Regions from separate parts of the Homo sapiens genome. Here region 1 is linked to region 2. A link is a loop called in an ENCODE intact Hi-C map of the cell type or tissue named here. Cell type or tissue: heart left ventricle. All regions are shown on one strand. Each heading gives the region's core, and the rest is flanking DNA. Links, peaks and the distances in the headings are about the cores only. Region 1 holds the start of LOC105370697 (a long non-coding RNA gene). Region 2 overlaps PACS2 (phosphofurin acidic cluster sorting protein 2).

Region 1 (9,984 bases), core at 1,250-9,249, 160 kb before region 2:
CACCTTCCTTAGCCCACCCCGTGCAACCGCAGCCTCTCCGGACGCTGCAACAGGGAGATGCTGCTGGGCCATGGTCAGCCGGGAGGTGACACAAAGGTGGCGCAGGAGGTGATGCGGGAGGTGACACAGAGCTGATGCAGGTGATGCGGGAGGTGACACAGAGCTGATGCAGGTGATGCGGGAGGTGACACAGAGCTGATGCAGGTGATGTGGGAGGTGACACAGAGCTGATGCAGGGGATGTGGGAGGTGACACAGCTGATGCAGGTGATGTGGGAGGTGACACAGCTGATGCAGGAGGTGACATGGAGGTGACACACAGATGACACGGGAGGTGACGTGGGAGTTGATACGAACCCACTGGCCAGGCCCTCGCTGCCGGGGCAGGCAGAGGCAAGGGAGCAGATGAGTGTTCAGTGAGCAGAATCGGGCTCGGGTTCTGGTCAGGGGCATCAGCACAGCCTGGGGCTGGGGCAGCCTCAGCCTTTGGCCGCGCAGGGTCCTGTGGGGTCGGGGGGTCGGGGCACCACTGGCAGGTCCCGGTCTCACAGCCGGGTCCCGCGGCTCCCTCCTCAAAGGGACCCAGAGCCGGGCTCGGGAGCCCCCTTGTGGCCATCTGGCGACACTGCAGGCTCCGCCGGCGCGAAGGTCCAGAGGCTCCCGCATGCCCCAGCCAGGTAGGGTTCTCAGGCAGGTGAGCTTTGTGGGCAGCCTCACCTGCCAGGAATATGTGTGCCCCCTGCCTGCAGGCCAGCCTTGGCCACGGTCCAGTCCCAACATAATATCACTTGGTGAGGCCTACCCTGACCCAAGGCCTGCCTGAGTGGGGTCTCTCTGTGTGGCCCTGCCCCAACCTCCCTGCATCACACTCCACCCCACGCACCTGTGTGATACCTGTCTCCCTCCAGGCGTGGAGCCTCTCCTCCTAGGAGGCATCCCAGAGACACCCCGGGGGGCCGGGGTCACTCAGGTGCACCCCACAGGTGCAGGTTGCAGGTGGGAGAGCAGCACACAGCTGCTGTGTGGCTCCTGCAGTGGGCCCTGCCTCCCATGCTGTGGATTTGGCATCCGGTACACAGGCCCACTGCGCCTCACCATCCCCTCCAGGCCCACCAGCCGTTTCTGTGCAACTTCCCGCAGCAGCCTTGAAAGTGTTCACTGTGGGAACGCAACACGGACCAGCTCTCGAGGAAAGCACCCCCTGGGGCGGATACTCATGAGGGCGGGAGAAAGCTTTCCTCAAGGCTCACGCACTTTGAAACATGTTTCCGATGATCTCCACATTCAGCTTATTTCATAAGCAATGAGTAAAAGTGAGTCGGTCACCTTAGGTCACCTTCAGCCGGGCGAGTGCTGTGGGCCCGCAGGTGCTGCAGGGCAGTGGGAGTGCAGACAGAAAATGCAGACCCCCGGGCATTACTCACCTCTCCAGCTCTGGTCCGCTGTTGTACCACGGGTCTAATCAGGCTGTGTCTGTCTCCTTCTTGAACAGCCCAGAAAATTCATCTGAACAGCCTTCCTACAGCCGCTCCCCACACCAGGTGGCCAGGTGGGAGTTCCAGACCAGAGCTGTCTCCCGGGATGTTGACACAGCAGCCACGTTGATTGGTGTTGGGGCAGCCCCTGTCGGTGTGGCTGGCTTCGGGCCTGGCATTGGAACGGTGTCTGGCAGCTTGTTGGCTATGCCGGGAATCTGTTTCTCAAGCAGCAGCTCATCTCCGATGCCATTCTGGGCTTTGCTGTGTCTGAGGCCATGGGGCTGTTCTGTTTGGTGGTCGTCTTCCTCATCCTCGCCACGTGAGGCTCCACAGGGGTCACCTGCCTGTCCCTGCTGCCCGTCCCTACTCCACGCCATTCCTGGTGATGGGGTATGCTAATTTTTACCATTAAACACACGTTTCTCTCAAAAAAAAATTCTCCCCCACATAAATTTTACTACGAAAACCTGAACCACGGGCCGGTGCTCATCCATATCAAATTTCGCCAGTCGATGGCTTCCGTCGTCGTGAGTTTTCCTTCTCGGCCATTATGACCATCAAGGGCGACTCTGTTTTGTAAAATGTTGCAGCATTGCACTTTGTCCAGAGGATTTGCCAGCAGCAGGTGTGAGTGAGGAGGTGGTCCCTGGGCTCTCTCACTGCTGGGCAGGATGCAGGTTTGGGCAACGCTTGGGAGGAAAACACTGAAAAGTCCAGTAAAGTTACCAAGGTGCAGCAACACAGGAGGGCTCCCCTTCTTCCTCACCTGGGCATGCGGCACCCAAAGGCAGGTCCCTATTCCTGGCTCCCTGGCAGCTCAGGGCACTGGCATGTCTAAGTTCTGGGCAGCAGAGTGTGGGCAGGTGCCTCATGCCAGCTCCTGAGCCCCATCCCAAAGAGACCCCAAAAGCATGCCTCGTCAACCTCCTCCACCCTGGCTGTGCTGCCGCCGAGCCCTGATGGTGCAGCCTGACCTGTGAGAGCAAGATCCACACCCAGGACCCAGGGGCCACGAGTAGGAGGGATCTGTGTCCTGGCAGCCTGGACCACTGCCCAGACTCACCCAGGAGGGAAATGAATGTGTACGTTGACAAACACCACCATCATCCGAGCCTGGGCTATGGCTTGAGTGTCCCCTCCAAAATTCATATGGAAATGTAATTGCCACTATGGCAATATTAAGAGGTGGGGAGCTGGGCGCGGTGGCTCACACCTGTAATCCCAGCACTTTGGGAGGCCAAGGCGGGCAGATCACTTGAGGTCAGGAGCTCAGGACCAGCCTGGCCAACATGGCAAAACCCTGTCTCTACTAAAAAAAATACAAAAAATTAGCCAGGTGATGGCAGGCGCCTGTAATCCCAGCTACTTGGGAGGCTGAGGCAGGAGAATTGCTTGAACCCGGGAGGCAGAGATTGCAGTGAGTCAAGATCGCGCCACTGCACTCCAGCCTGGCGACAGAGCAAGACTCCATCTCAGGCCAGGCGTGGTGGCTCATGTCTGTAATCCCAGCACTTTGGGAGGCCGAGGCGAGTGGATCACGAGGTCAGGAGATCGAGACCATCCTGGCTAACACGGTGAAAACCCCATCTCTATTAAAAATACAAAAAAAAAAAAATTAGCCGGGCGTGGTGGCGGGCACCTGTAGTCCCAGCTACTCGGGAGGCTGAGGCAGGAGAATGCGTGAACCTGGGAGGCGGAGCTTCCAGTGAGCCAAGATCGCGCCACTGCACTCCAGCCTGGGTGACAGAGCGAGACTCCGTCTCAAAAAAAAAAAAAAAAGGTGGGGCCGTTAAGAGGTGATGAGGCCAGGCGGGTTCCACCCTCGTGGAGGGGTTAACGCCATTATCTTGGGGCGTGTTTACTATCTGCACTGTGGGTGGTTACGACAGCAAGCTGGGCCCTCTCTCTCTCACCCTTTCCTGCCCCTGCACCTTCCACGGTGAGCCGATGCAGCACAAAGGCCCTCGCCAGAGCTGGCACCTCAATCTTGGACTTCCAGCCTCCAGAACTGTGAGAAATAAATGTCTTTTCTTTGTAAATTAGTTCCCAGCCTGTGGTATTATTATAGCCACACAAAATGGACAGCCTGTTGCATTGGGGATTATGTTTCCACATAAGTTTTGGAGGGGACGCAAATGTTCAAAGCACAGCGGTCACCATGGGTTTCCTTTCTCGGGGGACAGTGTGATGTTAGCGCCCCTTCCTTGGCAGCTGCCCCAGCCCTCAGAGGACGGAGTCCATTCCACATCAGCCACGGAGTGAGGAGAGGCGGCACTGTCCCAGGGAAATCTGGGACCTCGTGCCAATGCAGGGTGGCGGGGGTGGGCATGGGCCGGGGGCTGCCGTGTGTCTGGCAACACTCCTGCCCACCTCCCCCTGTCTTGACCTCCCTCTGGCACCCAGGCCCCTTCCTCCTCCTGCCCCCGTCTGCCTCCCTCTGGTGTTCCCCCCACCTGCCCACTGCCTTTTCTACCCTCTCCTCACCCACCTCTTGACCCTCTGCACGCTTGGTCCTCACGCCCAGTGCGGCCCTAGCCCTGCTGCTGGGGCCTGCCTGCAGGTCAAGCCCCGAGGACAGAGGCCCTCCCTGACAGCCTCTGATTGGGGGGTGTTTTTTCCCTTCATCTTTCCCTGGTTAAATGGCAGTTACCTTGTTTTTGCAACAAATGAAGCCACCCATGTTTCAGCCAGGGTGGGAATGTGGCTTTGCAGCCTCTGCCACCATTCTGCGCTGGCAGTGACTCTGATGGCTTTTCCCTCGGGGGTTGCCACTTAGTGCATCTCCGTTATTTTACTGCATAAAACGAATCCAATAATGTTTGGCTTTCTTATTGCTTAAGATAAGTGAGTTCACTTTCGCTAAATTGAGTTTTTATTATTATGAGGCTGTTTTCCTATAGAAAATGTGAGTGTGTTCTGAAAGGAAGATGAAGGGTCGGAAGTTCGAGTATATTTTATCTTTTTGGGTGACTGATCTTCTTGTGTCTGCGATCAGACTCCGACGTCTCTTCCCACAGGCACGTGGAGGCAGGTCTGACGCAGCTCCCAGCCCTACCGTTCTAGGGGGATGAAGGGGGACACGGTCCCGCTCTCTGCAGTAAAGGAGAGTGGCTGGGGCTTTGGCCAGGGCAGCCCTGGGTAAGCCGAGCTGCAGAACTTCCCAAGGGCTCAGGAGCTGCCAGGCTGTGCTGCTGGAATCACCTAGGAAGAGAATTGTTGACACGTGCTTGGTGAGACAGAGCTGGAGGCTGGGTTGCTGCTGTGCGGGTTAAACTGGACGTTGCTCCGTGTGGGGGGTTAAATATGTGCTGGCGTTGTGTAGAAAGAAATTGATCACCATGATGGCTCTTATAGGATCAAAGGCAATTTGCAAGCTCACAGCTTTTGCAGAATGTGAACCTGGGCCAAGTTGCAGAGTATTTTTGATGTCACACTGCGGCCTCCTGGGTAATGGCAGAGGGAGGGTGGGCTCCTGCCAGCTGTGTGTGCTGCATCGCCAGGCACTCCCGTCGCCCCCACGGGATTGTAGGCAAGAGGAGCCACAGCTGAAGCTCATGCTGAGAAACAGGGCCCTTTGTCTCAGACCCACGAGTCTCGTGTCTTCTGGGGCATCCATGATACCACGGGCTCACCTGTGGGCAGGCAGCCAGTCATGACACCCATGTCCCCTGCCAGCGGAAGTGTACACATTGTCCTGGAACAAGCTCTGGACCACAGGACCTCAGCAGACACATTCTGGGGGCTTCTGAGAAGGGTTTTCCTCCCAAGGAGAGGGAGGCACCCAAGGAGGAGCCGTCCCTCCTTCCCTCACGCGGATGACATTTTGAGACAATGTGATGCTCGCTGCTGTTGTGGCTCCATCACCAACCCCCCCAGATGGTGAAGAAAGATGGGCTGAGCCTGGGTCCTCCATGGCCAGGTGACCCTGGAAGGGCTCACCTCAAACTTCCACAGAGTGACCTGACAGTGTCTTCACAGCTACAATCTGCCATGTCCTTCACAATTAGAAAAGAGCTCACTCTCATTCATCTAGGGGAGGCGACTGGGCTGGGGCTTTCTTGATGCAGCTTCAGCAGCACCTGAATTCCTGGTGGCGGTGGAGCTATGGTGGGGCATGCACGCTGCATGGATTCCTGGTGGCCGCAGGGCAGGGAGGTCTCTGCTGGTGTAGAGGCAGACTAGGCCACGAGAGGGAGCAGAGTGCCTGCAGACAGCCCCTTTCTCAGGACAGGACCTCCACTGCCCAATTTCTCTCCCCCACACACACGCCTCCCTTCCCAGCCAAACCACACTGGTGCACCCAGCTGCATCTCCGTCCACACCCTGCTCAGCATCCCAGCCCCGCCTCTTCCCTCTGAGCTGCCCACTTCTCCCCCGGGCCCTTTCTGCTCCCTTTGCTGGTGAGCTGCCCACCACGGCCCTCTCAGGCACTGACACACCCAGCTCTCTGCCTCCAGGCTGCTGCACCTGCGGGCCTCCCTCGAGGCCAGCTCCCAAGTCCAACCCAAGCCCATCTGAGGAGGCCTCCCTGCTCCTCCCAGGCCCTAACTCCCCAAAGTGTGGCTGTCCCCAGACGTCTCTGCCTGGGTTGGGCACCAGGCCCCAGCACAGGGCCAGCGGGTAGTGGACACGCATCAGGACTCACGTACTCACCAGGAATCAGTGAGGGGACAAGGGAGCTGACTGGCTTCTCCGTCGAATCTGGCCATTGCAGGACACCTCAGGAAACTCACGAAGGGCAGGCTGGAGTGCGGCCCGGTCCCCGTCCTGTTCCCAGGGGAGATCACAGAGGCCAGAAACCTCAGGCCGTGAGCCTGACAAAGGCCCCCTGCTTCCCAGCCCTGCCACAGTCGGAGCCACAGCTGCGCCTCGTCGTGGAAACCAGGTGCCAGGCATGGGCCTGGGCAGGGTGGGGCTTGATGTCTGCTCCAATGCCCTCAGAGTCAGTTGCAGAGGCGATGGGCCATTGAACCAAGTCATAGCGGGTAGAGCCAGGATCCCTGGCCCCACTGGTGAGAGGGGGGACAGCCAGGACTTGGACCTCCACTGCCAGGGATGTGGTGGCAGAGGTAGAGGGCACTGGCCTGTGCCAAGGAGCACGGAGACCAGGGACCACCCCTGAACAGGCCAGGAGGAGTGGGGTGTGTGCAGGGTAAGGTTGCCTGGGGAGGTCTTCGAGCCCCAGGGCCTTCACTGCCCCAAGAGTAGCTAAACTAGGGGAGTAGCTAAACCAGCCTCTGACTAGGGGGTGTGGGCTTTCAGCTTTCACAGGCCAAGCTGGGCCCAACGCCTCCCAGACTGCAGCCAGCATGGAAGAGACCATGGGCTTTCAGGAAGGGTCAGAGCAGGATGTCAGGAGCCCAGAGCCCCTCAGCTCCATTCACCCATGGCCACGCTGCCTGTCTGTTCCCATGGGATTTGCTGCAGGTGCCAGAGCCAAGATGATTGTGGGCTCGTCTTCACCCAGGAGACCCTTAAGGCAGGATGGGGCCGGCACTGGCTTCAGCCAGGGGAGGAAACAGGCTCCAGCCCAGACAGGCAGAATGAAGCTCGCCCCTCACCCACTACCCCCCACTCCAGACCACTCCCTCCCAAGAAGGCCCAGGTCCTCCCACTGGCCCACGCAACTCCCACAGCCCCTCTTCTCTCTCCATGCCAGGCCTGGGGCCTTTCCACGGCTGCTCATCACCGCCCCTCCCCGGCCCCCCAGCCCCCTTGATCCTGCAGACCTTCCACTTCCCAACACGATCATTAGTGGCCTGGGCACAGCCCAGAGCAGGGCGCCTCTGACCTCCTACCCAGGCCAGCGCCCCGTGCCCACCCACGGCGCTCGGCGCTTGGAGGGGCTGCTGGGGATATGATCGGAGGCCGGGGCCAAGGCACGGTTTTAGAGGTGGGCAGAGCGCCGGCCACGTCTGACCTGGACAGCGAGGTAGTCCCCCTGCCCGGGACCCTGAGGACAGTGGTCCCGAGGCCAGCTGCCTGGAAGGCAGGCGACTTTCAAAGGCCAGACCCCAGGTGGCCTGGAGCTGGGGTATGAGGACTGTGTGGGGTCGGGGTGCGGCTGGGGCTGCCACCAGCCACGCCCTTAACTGCTGCAGTTGTTGGGAAATGCACTTGGGGAGGACCCCACTTGAGCAGCCAGCTCCACTCCCCTCGATGGTTTTAGCCCTGGCTGGCTAAACCTTGCCACCTTTGGGCCGTGGAAATGCGGGAAGCGAAGGCCCAGGCAGTGAACTGTGCCACATGAGATGTGTGTGACCATCACCCGCTCATGGAGCGGGCATCCTCAAACAATTCTTTTAGCAGCCTCATAAAGGGCCCCTCCCCAGATGCTACGGACCTTCCCAGGCCAGGTGGATACCCAGGGCCACATCACAGGTACAGGGTCCCAGGTGGAAGGCAGGTGAGAGACCCCTTGCAGATGGGCTTCAGGGCGGGTGCTGCCTGTGCCAGGGGCTGCCAGCTCCCGTGCTGGGGCAAGGCCAGGATGGTAAGGTGGGGCCAGGCTCCGTGCTGCTCCTGGGGCTGCGACCTGGGGCTGCCACATCAACTTGGGAACACCCTGATTCCATCTGGCTGTGGCTGTCCTGGGCTGGAGGAGCCCACAGGGAAGGTAGGTTCCACGGTGGGGGAGAAGGAAACCAGGGATGTGGGAGACACTGTCATGCCTGAGGTTGAGGGGAGCAGGGGCCAGGACACCTACGGTGCTGGGGGAAGATGGGGGTCAAGGTATCCCAGGAAGATAATTGGGAACACCGAAGCTGGAGTGGAGGAGCTGTCCCTGGGACAGAGCGGCAGTGGCCCCCAGGAGCTCCTGAGAGCCCCGGAGGAAGTGGAGCGGCCCAGCCTCACCAGCATCCGGCACTTGGACGCCACCATCTCCCCCGCCCTCCACACACCCCTCCTGGCTCCCCGCCTCCCAGCCTGGCTGGTAAACACAGGGACACAGGAACAGGCAAAGCAGTGCGGCCTTGGATACAAAACTGTAAACACGAGTCTTTAAAATGACAGAGGCCTCCTTGGCCCCAAATCTGAGCCAGAGGCCCCCACCGAAGGAGCAGATCTCCGCCCACACTGCCCTCCCTTCCAACCCGGGCGGCCCAGCAGGCAGGGGCCGGATCACCTCTGCTCTGCTCCGGCCCAGGCCTCCCAAACAGACCCACGCGCTGGGGCGGGCTGGTGGAGCGGGGGCTGAGGATCCGCGGTCCGAGAGATTCCTGAGATGAAGAAGCGGCCGCGGGACCCCAGGCACGGGCACTCGAGGCACCTGTCCCTAGGGGAGCCCGCCCCCACCCCATCCCATGCAAACCGCGCGCCCCAAGCCAACCCGGTGTCTCTGCGCCCCAGGGGCGTGTCGGGGGCCGCGCGGGCCCTGTCACGTGTCCAGGGGGTCACGCGTGGGCGAGGACATGTGGGGGCGCCCAGGCGGGCCGTGCAGCGGCGGCGGCGGCGGCGGCACCGAGTTGCGCTGCGGGGGTGGCGGCTGCAGCTCCAGTGATAGCGCAGGCGGCGGGAAGTCGCGCACCTGGCGGCGGTACTCCAGGAAGGTGCAGGCCTTGGTGGCGAGCGCCACCACGTTTTTGCCGACGAAGATGGCCGAGACACGGCTGTCCCGGAACAGCGCCATGTTGGCGGCGCGCGCCAGCACGGCCACCACATTGACGGTGGCGAGGCTGAGCACCGGGTACAGCATCATCTTCTGCGGCGCTATGTGCTCGCCCTGCATGCTGACCTCGCTGAGCGCCACGCACGGCAGCACCAGCAGCAGCATGTAGCAGTAGAAGAAGGTGAGGCCCTCGGCCCACAGCGGCAGCCCGGAGCGCGGCGGCTCCCACAGGCTGGCCTGCATGTCCAGCAGGTCCAGCAGGTCCAGCGCCACCCAAAACAGGCGGCCGCGCAGGTCCTCGCGCTTGCGGAAGGTGCGCACGTACTCCATGCGGTCCAGCGCCACGAGCAGCAGGAACAGGCCGGGCACACACACAGACAGCAGCAGCGTCAGCGCCTTGCGCGCCACGGGGTCCGCCGCGCCGCGCCGCGCCGCCTTGTAGTTCTGGAAGATGAAGTAGAGCTTGATCTCCAGCACGAAGATGTAAAGGAACCACAGGATCATGGCGTAGCCGCGCTTGGCCGTGCGCACCTCGGCGCCCACCCACACGGCCACGTAGCGCAGCACCAGCAGGAAGCACACGTCGCCCACCAGCACGATGATGCACACGCCGATCTTGCGCGGGCCCTGGTTCTGCTCCACCAGGTACGCGTCCATGACGGCCATGCTGCCCATGATCACCAGCGTGGTCAGGCACACGTGGCGCCGGTCCGGGGGCGGCAGCACCATGGTCGGCCGCCGGGCCCCGGCCTGGGCGCGCGCGGCCCCCACGCCTGGCGGGACGAGGCCCTGCGGCGCTCAGCCAGCGGGCATGGCGCGACACGGCCCGGCGAGCTCGAAACCTGGGGAGACCGGAGGAGACAAGATCAGGGTGCGGGCTGGAGCGGCCTCCCCCAAC
Region 2 (9,984 bases), core at 932-8,931:
TGGCAGCTTCCTGAGGCCTCCCCAGCCATGCTGAACTGTGAGTCAACTAAACCTCTTTCCTTTATTCACTTCCTCTGATGGTTCTGCAGTGCGCCACTGAGTGGGTGGACCCCAGTCTAACAGATCACCAGCTGACGGGCATTATGACCATCACAGATGAAGCTGCTGTGAACGTCTGAGTGGGTCCATGCATGTGTGTGTTCACCTCCCTGAAGTCAACACTGAAGAACAGGGGTGCTGGGTGTCTGGCAACTGCTTCCTGTGGCTGCCACACCACCTTACATTCCCCCAGCAGGGTGTGGGTTCCTGCTGTTACACCTCACCCTGTTGCATTTCATTTGTTCCAGCCATCCTAGTGGGGATCAAGTAGTGTCTCATTGTGGTTTGGTTTACATTTCCCTAATGACCAGTGATAATGATCATGATGATCGTGTACTTATTGGCTACTTGTGTGTCTTTGAAGAAATCTATTTAGAAAGATCCCTATTTTTTTTTTTTTTTTTTTTTTGAGATGGAGTCTCGCACTGTCTGTTGCCCAGGCTGGAGTGCAGTGGCACGATCTCGGCTCACTGCAAGCTCCGCCTCCCGGGTTCACGCCATTCTCCGGCCTCAGCCTCCTGAGTAGCTGGGACTACAGGCGCCCATCACCACGCCCGGCTACTTTTTGTATTTTTAGTAGAGATGGGGTTTCACCGTGTTAGCCAGGATGGTCTTGATCTCTTGACCTTGTAATCCACCCGCCTCGGCCTCCCAAAGTTCTGGGATTACAGGTGTGAGCGACCACACCCAGCCCCCTGCCCATTTTTTAATTGGACAATTCACTGTTCTTTGTCTTTGAGAAAGGGTCTTGCTTTGTTGCCCAGGGTAGAGCGCAGTGGCACAATCATAGTTCACTGCAGCCTCGACCTCCTGGGCTCAAGTGATCCTCCCACGTCAGCCCCCAAAGTGCTGGGATTACAGGTGTGAGCCACTGTGCCTGGTTCTGACAAGTGATAATCACTTTATTAAAACACTTGGCTTAAGCATCTGCAATGGTGATGTCAACCGCGGCTCGCAGCTCAATTCCAACAGAGCAATCAGCCTCACAATCCAGGATGGACCAGGCAGGTCCACGAGCTGCTTATGGATTCTCGTCTGGAAGTGATCCTGTGTCTGAGAACCTTCACCACAAGGTGTGTTTCTCTTAGTGATTCTCAAAGACTTGGCAGGCATCAGAACTGGTTCTTTCACTTTGAGATTGTTTTTCTCCGTGCCCCTCATAAGCCAGCACACACCTCCAGGGATTTTACATTGCAGCTGGTCAGGGTAATTCTAATTCAAGGAATCACTCCACGGGCTCCAGAGGTGTCCTCCCGGTGTCTTTAAAAGCCGTGGCCACGAGGCGGCTTCCTGGTCGACTTCTCAGTACAAGTGGACAGCAGCGAGTCAGGGCAGGAGTGGGCGGGCCCCAGCTCCGTGGCACCTGAGGCTGCATCGTTCTCAAAGCAATGGACAGTTCAGCTTTTAACTAGACTGTCTGTGTCTTTATTTTTCAGTTATAAGCATTCTTTATGTGTTCTGGATTCAAGCCCCTTATCACATATATGATTTGCAAAAAACATTCTTCTGTTCTACTGTTCGGTTTTCTTGATGGCACTATTTGGTGCACAAAACTGTAAAATGTTGCTGTGGTCCAGAAAAACTTACCTTTTGTTGCTTATGCTTTTGATGTCACATCTAAGAAACCCCTGCCTAACCCAAGGTCATAAGATTGGCCCATTTTCTTCTAAGAGCTTTATAATCTTAGCTCACAGATGGAGATATTTGATCCATTTCAAGTTTTTTTTTTTTTTTTTGAGACAGAGTCTCGCTGTGTCGCCCAGGCTGGAGTGCAATGATGCAATGTTGGCTCACTGCAACCTCTGCCTCCCAGGTTCAAGTGTTTCTTCCACTTCAGCCTCCCAGGTAGCAGGGACTACAGGCACCCGCCACGATGCCTGGCTAATTGTTTTTGTATTTTTAGTAGAGACGGGATTTCACTATGTTAGCCAGGCTGGTTTCGATCTCCTGACCTCAAGTGATCCGGGTCACTTGAGCCTCAAGCCTCGGCCACTAATCCCAAAGTGCTGGGATTACAGGCGTGAGCCACCGCACCCAGCTGATCCATTTAGTTAATTCTTGAATATGGTGTGAGGTAGGGGTCCAAATTCCTTTTTTTTTTTTGAGACAGGGTCTCACTCTGGTTGCCCAGGTGGAGTGCAATGGCATGATCTCAGCTCACTGCAGCTTCCACCTCCTGGGCTCAGGTGATTCTCCCACCTCAGCCTTCCGAGTAGCTGGGATTACAGGTGCATACCACCATGCCCGGCCAATTTTTTGTATTTTTAGTAGAGATGCGATTTCACTATGTGGACTTATGCAATCTGCCTGCCTCAGCCTCCCAGAGTGCTGGGGTTACAGGCATGTGCCACCACAGCTGGCTGTAATTCCTTCTTTTGCATGTGGATATCCAGTGGTCCTAGCACCTTTGTTGAAGACTATTCTTCCCCCATGGATATCTTGACATCTTTGTTGACCATCACTTGCCCATAAATGGAAGGGTTCACTTCTGGACTATCACCTCCATTCCACTGATCTCCATGCCTGTCCCTGGGCCAGCCCCACATGGTCAGGATTACTACTGTGGTTTTGTAGTACATTTTGAAATTGGGAAGTATAAGTCTTCTTTCTTCAAGACTGTTCTGTCTGCCCTGAGTCTCTGGCATTTACACATAAATTTTAGCTGGTCAATTTCTACAAAAACACAGCTGGGAATCTGATACGCACTTGAATTTGTTGAATTTGTACATCAATTTAGGGATTATTGCCACCTTAACAAGACTAAGTTTTCCAATTCATGAACATATGACATCTTTCCACTTATTTATATCTTCTTTCTTTAAAAAATGTTTCATAGTTTCACTGTATGAGTCTTACTCATTTTAAAAATCAGGTTGCTTTTCTTATTGGGTTTTGAAAGTTTTTAATATATCTATTGGATACAAATCTTTACCAGGTATGTTATTTGCAAATATTTTCTGTCAACCTGTGGCTTTTTTCTTTTTTTTTTGAGACGGAGTCTCGCTCTGTCACCCAGGCTGGAGTGCAGTGGCCCCATCTTGGCTTACTGCAAGCTCTGCCTCCTGGTTTCACATCATTCTCCTGCCTCTGCCTCCCAAGTAGCTGGGACTACAGTCGCCTGCCACCACGCCCAGCTAATTTTTTTGTATTTTTAGTAGAGATGGGGTTTCACCATGTTAGCCAGGATGGTCTCGATCTCCTGACCTCGTACTGCCTCGGCCTCCCAAAGTGCTGGGATTACAGGCGTGAGCCACCGCACCTGGCCATCTTTTCATTCTTTTAACAGTACCTTTCAGAAAGCAAATTTCTACTTTTTTTATTGTGTTAAAAATATATAAAACATAATATTTACCATTTTATCTATTTTTAGGTGTACAGTTCAGTGGCATTAGTGCAGGATTTAAGTTCATATTTTTTAAGGCTTAGAATCTAGGTAATTTAAATTTTAGGCTTTTACATTTAGGAATATGATCCAGTCAAGCTGAATTCTGCACATGGTGTGCATTGTCAAGCCTCAGTTTTTTTGCGAAAAGATATTTTCTCCAATGAACTTGGCACCCTTGTTGAAAATCAACTGACTATCCAGGTGTGCCACCTTTTACAATGAAAAATTCAGAAGGCAGCCCTCAGCGGACGCTTTCGCTGTGAGCTGAAGCTGAGGGCTGTAAGGAACAGACTTCACTCTGGTTCCTCCTCACAGGATGGGTCCCAAGCAGAGCCCTGCTCTCCTCCTCACCAGACCCACTGTGTGGCACCTGGGCACAGGGCAGCCTGGATGCCAGTGCTCTGTGGTCAGCCTGGGGGCTGTGAACGTTTGTACCCCCAAAATTCCTACACTGAAACCTGACCACCAAGGTGCTAGAATTAGGAAGTGGGGCCTCTAACAGGTGGTTAGGGCCCGAGAGCTCTGCCCGCTGAATAGGCTCAGGGCCCTGATGAGGGAGGCTTGAGGGAGCTTGTCAGGCCCTCTCACCACACAACACACAGAAGGTGCCCTCTATGGGAAACGGGCCCTCAAGACACCGAGTCTACTGGCACCTTGATCTTGGACTCACAGCCTCCGGAACTGCGAGAAATACACTTTGGTTGTTTATTAATTTCCCAGTCTAAAGTATTTTGTTATAGCAGCATGAACAATCTCAGATGGCTGTAATCCAGGCGGTGACCTCGTCTCACTGTGCATCTCCTGCCCCCTGAGGGTTGCTGTGAAGTCCTGGGCAGGGGGCAGTGCCAGGTGTGGCACTCCTAGTGGCCAAGACACAGGTTCAGAGCTGTGGCGGAGATGGTCTGGTCTTTTCAGGAAAGGGAGTGATGGGTGGAAAATACGGAAAGAGATCCCATCACTCCATTAAAGTACTGTGTTGACCTGCATGAATTTCACACAACGCTGTGCAATTATCCCTATGAAAACGATGTCCTCTCCCTGAACAGCGTCTGTGACGTTGGCCCATCTTTTCACAGTTTGGGTTGTGAGTCTCAGAACCATAATCTGTGTAAGTGAAATGCATTCTGGGACTCAGTTCAGTTGCCCAGGTGAGTGCAGAACCCCACGGTCAAGATTCAACCAAGAACACCCACCCCTGAACCCACAGGCGCTCAGCAGGGCTCAAGGAAGCCCCAGGCCAGGGAGCCGACTTGGCTAAGTCCCATCTTCAGCTGCACTTGGGAATGTTCCAATCCAAGATGCAAACCAAAAGACACAGGGGCCCGATGACCATCCCAGTGGCGGAGCTGCCCTTCCTCTGCGGCCAGTTGGTGATGTTACGCTGTTCCCAGAAATGCTGCCTGCCCCACCGGGCCACAAAGCACCTGTTTCGGCACATGGACCTGACAGCCTCGCTGAGTGTGTGCCCCAGGGGCTGAGCTGGATGCATCCCGAGTATGTTAGGACACAGCGCCATCTACAGGCAGTGTGCTCTCAGGCCGACGGGTGACAACCCTGCTTCAAGGCTGAGACGCTTAAACGCCACCTCTCCACTTCAGGTCCTGAACCCAGGCACGTTTTTCTTCTGACGTTAAAGAAACAACAAAGGCTGGGCGCGGTGGCTCACGCCTGTAATCCCACCACTTTGGGAGGCAGAGGCAGGCAGATCACTTGAGGCCAGGAGTTCAAGACCAGCCTGGCCAACAGGGTGAAACCCTGTTGAACCTGGGAGGCAGAGGTTGCAGTGAGCCGAGATTTGAAGTTTTTTCTTTTGAGACAGGGTCTCGCTCTGTTGCCCAGGCTGAAGTGCAGTGGCTCAATCTCCACTCACTGCAGCCTTGGCCTACTAGGTTTCCTCCCAAGTAGCTGGGACTACAGGTGCACACCACCACCCACAGCTAATTTTTGTATTTTATTGTAGAGATGGGGTTTCACTATGTTGCCCAGGCTGGTCTCAAACTCCTGGGCCCAAGTGATCTGCCTGCCTTGGCCTCCCAAAGTGCTGGGATTACAGGCATGAGCCACTGAGCCCAGCCATGTTTTTCTTTTCGGTATGAAAATTATACAAGCTCATTGTAGAAAATTCAGAGATTAGAGAAAAGCTAAAAGATGAACATTAAAAATCCATGGAATGTCAGTAGTGGGGGGCTGTCAGGTGGGGAGGGGGGGCCCATGTCAATAGTGGGGGGCTGTCAGGTGGGGAGGGGTCCATGGGAACTCTGAACTTTCTGCTCAATTTTGCTGTAAACCTAAAACTGCTCTAAAAACTAAAGTCTATTTATAAAAAAAAAAACACACAAACTAATGGTTACATCCCCCTGAAAATGACTTTCCGACTTCCAGGGTATTCACGACTTCTACTTCAGCAGAGACCCAGCGGGTGACCTGGAGCCCGGGAGGCAGTGCCACTGTCACTGCGCCTCGCAGACTGTGCGATGCTGGCGGGGCCGTGCAGACGGTGAGCGGCAGAACCAGAGGTGGCCCGGAGACAGACCCCAGAGGCCTCCTCCCGACCAGGTGCTGTTGCAGGCGTGGGGGCCGCGAGCAGAAGGCGCGGCGCACTCACCTCGTCGGACACTTTGAACCTCCGCAGCAGCGCTACCACTTTCTGCTTGAAGTTCTGTTGCTGCAAGACAGGCGGTGCAGAGTCAGAGCCGCCGCCAGAGCTGCAGACCCGCCGCTGGAGCCCCTTCCTCAGGCCCAGGCCGCACCCAGGCCCGCCGTGGGAGAGCAGCAAGGCCTCAGCACCAGCCACGCTGATGGATTCGCTCGTGGCTCCCAGAGGCTTCCCAACAGGCCTGAGGTCTGACAGTTCCATTCCTGGCCAAGGGGGACCCGGGGAGGCGTGTGCGGACTCCATGGTTCTTCCAGAAGCCTCTGCAGCCCTTCCCAGGCTCACGGGGCCCTTCCCTCAGCACCCCCTCCCAGGAAAGGCCCTGGCCGACCCCAGAAGGAAGGTGCTGGGCACCCACGTGGGGTGGGCAGGTGGGCGAGTGTGGGGTGGGGCGTGCTCCAAGAGCCTGAGCCCCGTGGGTGCCTCGTGCCACCCTGGACTGCAGAACCTCGGCTCCAGCCACTGGGTGAGCGGGACCCTCAGCCACCCTCTCGGGGACCAACCCTACAAAGGCAGCCCACGCCCTCCCTTCACAACAGTTGGGCCCAAGGGGGCCCTGGAATGGAGGCTCAAGCTGGTGTTCTGCACAGCGGGGGCTGCTCTCCAGGCCAGCAAGACACAGCTTCACCACTTTGGGAGCAGCTTGCCCGTCCCTGGCACCGTCTGCCCACAGCGCCCCCTTGAATGCTGCCAGAGGAGGCGGCGGTGTCCGGGCTGGGCTGTGCCCATGTCCCTTGTCAGCACCAGGCACAGAGCTCCCCGCCCACCTGCGCTGGCCTCCCTGGAACCGTGCCTGTCCTTGGGGTGTCCAGGCGCCAGGCGGTGGACCCTCTGTGCCAGTGCCGGACACGGCCTCTGAGGAAAGAGCTGCCTGAGCTTTCCTCAGGGAAAAAATGCTGAACAGCCCTGCCAAGCTCCTGGGGACCGTGGAGGTAGGTAGGCCAGATCCCAAACAAAAATGGGGGAACCAGCCCACTCAGGTGTATGTGGGCACCTGACGGGACAAAAGGGAGGATGGCCTCCCGGAGTTTCTGCACATGGAGTGAGCCTGGCAGCGAGGCAGCCTCCCAGCCTTGCTCAGGGCCCACTGAGCCTAGCGGCCACACAAGGCTAAAGCCAGGAGATGTGGCGAGGCAGGGGAGACAGTGGCACCCGGCAGGAGACTGGCAATCAGGGGGTCTGCCACGGGACATGCTGCTGTGACCTGGGGTGAGATCTCACTTCCCACGCCCGTGTCCCCCCCACGCCCAGGCTCCCAGCGTCCTCCCCGACCCTCGCCTTCCCCAGCATTCATAGAAGCAGTCTCCACCAACCCTGGTCATGGACGTCGTTCTTACAATCGATCTCCGCTGCTTCTTCGGCTTCCCCACGTCAAAGTCGTCCTCGTCCAAGTCCTGCAGAGACATATGCAGTGGCTGAGGCCACGGCAGCCTGCATAGTGCTGGCAGGACCCTGCCAGCCTCAGCGTGGGCGATGGGAGAGGCCCGGCACTGAGAGCCCACCTGTGTCCCAAGACTCTCAGAGCCACCTGAGCATAAACTCGGGCCCCTGGGGTCGGGAGACGAGAGATGGGCGGCCAACCAGGGGCCAGGCCCGTGGCTCACCCACCCTCACGAGGCCCTGGTGACAGCTGGTGAGGACCCCACAGACCCCAGGACACCCGGTGTGAGCCAGGAGAGGGCGCGGAGCCCCGGCCCCAGGTCACCTGCCCCTGCACGGCGTCGTCACTGGCCTCCTGCTCGGAGGAGAAGCTCTCATACTCCTCCTCGGAGTAGTTATCTGCGGAATGAACAGACAGAAGGGAGGGTGCCGTGAGATTCCACCCGGGAAACCAGGCAGTGACCACCCCCAGGCTTCCCTGGACACAGAGTGGGGGCAGCGAGGAGGTGGATCCATGCAGGACAGAGGGGCTCCAGACACAGGTGCCGTGGCCCCGAGCCCCCGAGTCCCCCAAGTCCACTGGCAACGGTCCAGGTCGGGGTTGGCAGGAAGTGGGGAGGGGCAGGGAGGGCAAAGGGGGCCACATGAACTGCTCCGGCCTCCACGGCCCCTCCTGCCAGCTGGCATTTCAGCCTGGATTTGCACCGACTGGGTCTCCCCCGCCTGAGGAGTAGGGGAGGCCCTGGTGACCCCACTGGGGTGGCGGCAGCTGTGGCACCTGCCCATGGCGGGCCCTGCACCCAGACCAGCAAGGGCATCACAGTGCGACCCCACACCTCCTTTTTGAGGACACTCAGGACTCAGGCCTCTTGACCAAGGAGCTGCAGCCACGGGGGCAGAACAGGGACCTGTGGCAGCCCGGACCCTACAACAGCGCGCACCTCTGCTGTGGCTTCCAGACAGGAGAGCAACTGACACGTGCTCCGGACCCCCAACTCCTTAAGCCAGGCTGGACAGTTTCTGCCACCCGATGTGCCATGGCTGGAAGGCAGGGCCTCCCCACAGCAGGGGCAGGAGCGGGCTGGCACCACACTCACCCGTGGACTTGGCCTTGGGGCCGGCCTGCATGGTGCTGTCTTCGTGGTCAATGGGCTGGCTGGACAGGGAGGCGATCCAGATCTCGGCCGCCTTGACGGGGGCCTCCTTGATGCTGCTGCAGAGGCTCAGCACCTGGCCACCTTCAGACGGGTGTTGCATCACCTGCAGGCCAGGGGCACGGTTCTAGAAAGCAGCACGACGGGAAGGAGCCCCGGTGCCCTGATGTGTGGGCTGGGGTTTCTGAAGGGCTTTCTCTCTCAGTGACAGCAAGGGGGACCCTCAGCAGGGCAGCCACAGGGCAGGGAGCATCCAGTGGACAGGAAACGTGGCCACTGGGGAGAGGGGACAGATACGAGAGGAGGACACAGGAGCCAGGCGGACAGACGAGAGGAACACGTGGGAGCTTTCACGAACGGGCCATAAGCAGAGGGCACTGGGCTGTGCTGGAGAGGCCAGTGCCAGGCACAGTCACGAGGGACTGAGATGGACAGACAGGGGTGTCCGCGGCCCTCCTGATCTCAGGCACGACTGCTGTCCATGCAGTGCCACCCAGGAAGATCCTGGCCCCCTGCTCCAACCCTGCCTCCACCCTCCACCCACCCAAGAGCTCAGCAGCAGCAAAGCAGTGTGTGAAGCCGGCTGCCCAACCCACAGGAGCCAATGCCCAGGGACCAGTGTCTGTGGGGGACCAAGGAGGAGCCCAGCACTCTCAGCCAGGCCGGAATCTCCAGCAGCAGGAGACACCCACCAGGCCTGGCTCACAGGCCAGGTCCAGCTCCTCTGTTGTGAGGCACTCAAACCACGGAGCTGCAGAACAAGCCCCGGCCCCTCCTGCAGCCACGACCTGTACCCAGGCACAGCCCCGCCGTGCCCCACGCCAGCCTCAGAACCACACGCCATGACGACAACTCTCAGACACTCACAGCCTTGGGGCCAGCTGTGCTCTAGAAGCCGCCTTTTGGGGCTATCGGTTCACATCCAGATGTTAGGATTTTATAGACCAGATTTATTTATTTATTACTTTTTTGAGACGGAGTCTCATTCTGTGGCCCAGGCTGGTGTGCAATGGTGCGATCTTGGCTCACTGCAACCTCCGCCTCCTGGGTTCAAGTGATTCTCCTGCCTCAGCTTCCCAAGTACCTGGGATTACAGGCATCTGCCAGCACGCCCAGCTAAGTTTTGTATTTTTAGTAGAAACAGTTTCACCATGTTGGCCAGGATGGTCTCAAACTCCTGACCTCAAATGATCTGCCTGCCTCGGCCTCCCAAAGTGCTGGGATTACAGGCGTGAGCCACCACGCCCAGCCGACCAGATTTATTTTGATTGTGGGGTCCTGATTTGGGCTGCTAATTCTTCAATTAATCAAGG

Evidence for each region. A loop is a pair of places that touch in the nucleus more often than their neighbours do. Peaks named below come from ENCODE experiments on the same cell type or tissue, not always from the same donor. Only the 100,000 strongest peaks of a DNase experiment are listed, where the experiment ranks them.
Region 1: it touches region 2 in a loop (5-fold over the local background); 74 of 110 quality-filtered maps call a loop at or near these places.

What each region holds. Positions count from the first base shown.
Region 1 is chr14:105,528,666-105,538,649 of GRCh38, reverse strand. It overlaps TMEM121 (transmembrane protein 121), which reads right to left. Exons shown (of 2, transcript NM_025268.4): 2 at 8,452-9,928. The coding sequence starts at 9,815. The coding sequence ends at 8,856. It overlaps LOC105370697 (a long non-coding RNA gene), which reads right to left and starts at 6,795. Exons shown (of 2, transcript NR_135205.1): 1 at 6,131-6,795; 2 at 4,332-5,681. It also overlaps the pseudogene ATP5MC1P1. In heart left ventricle, for the core only: a CTCF peak has its summit at 5,667 (motif pointing right); no DNase peak of the experiment used is centred there; H3K4me3 peaks cover 865 bases; H3K27me3 peaks cover 1,717 bases.
Region 2 is chr14:105,366,006-105,375,989 of GRCh38, reverse strand. It overlaps PACS2 (phosphofurin acidic cluster sorting protein 2), which reads right to left. Exons shown (of 25, transcript NM_001100913.3): 5 at 8,615-8,777; 6 at 7,843-7,916; 7 at 7,451-7,531; 8 at 6,090-6,149. It also overlaps the pseudogene RPS20P33. Among named protein-coding and RNA genes, the nearest start is that of TEX22, 28 kb to the left of the region's middle. RefSeq lists an enhancer at 4,819-4,888 and a silencer at 4,867-5,070. In heart left ventricle, for the core only: a CTCF peak has its summit at 4,998 (motif pointing left); DNase peaks (open chromatin) are centred at 4,979, 6,861, 7,385, 8,249 and 2 weaker places.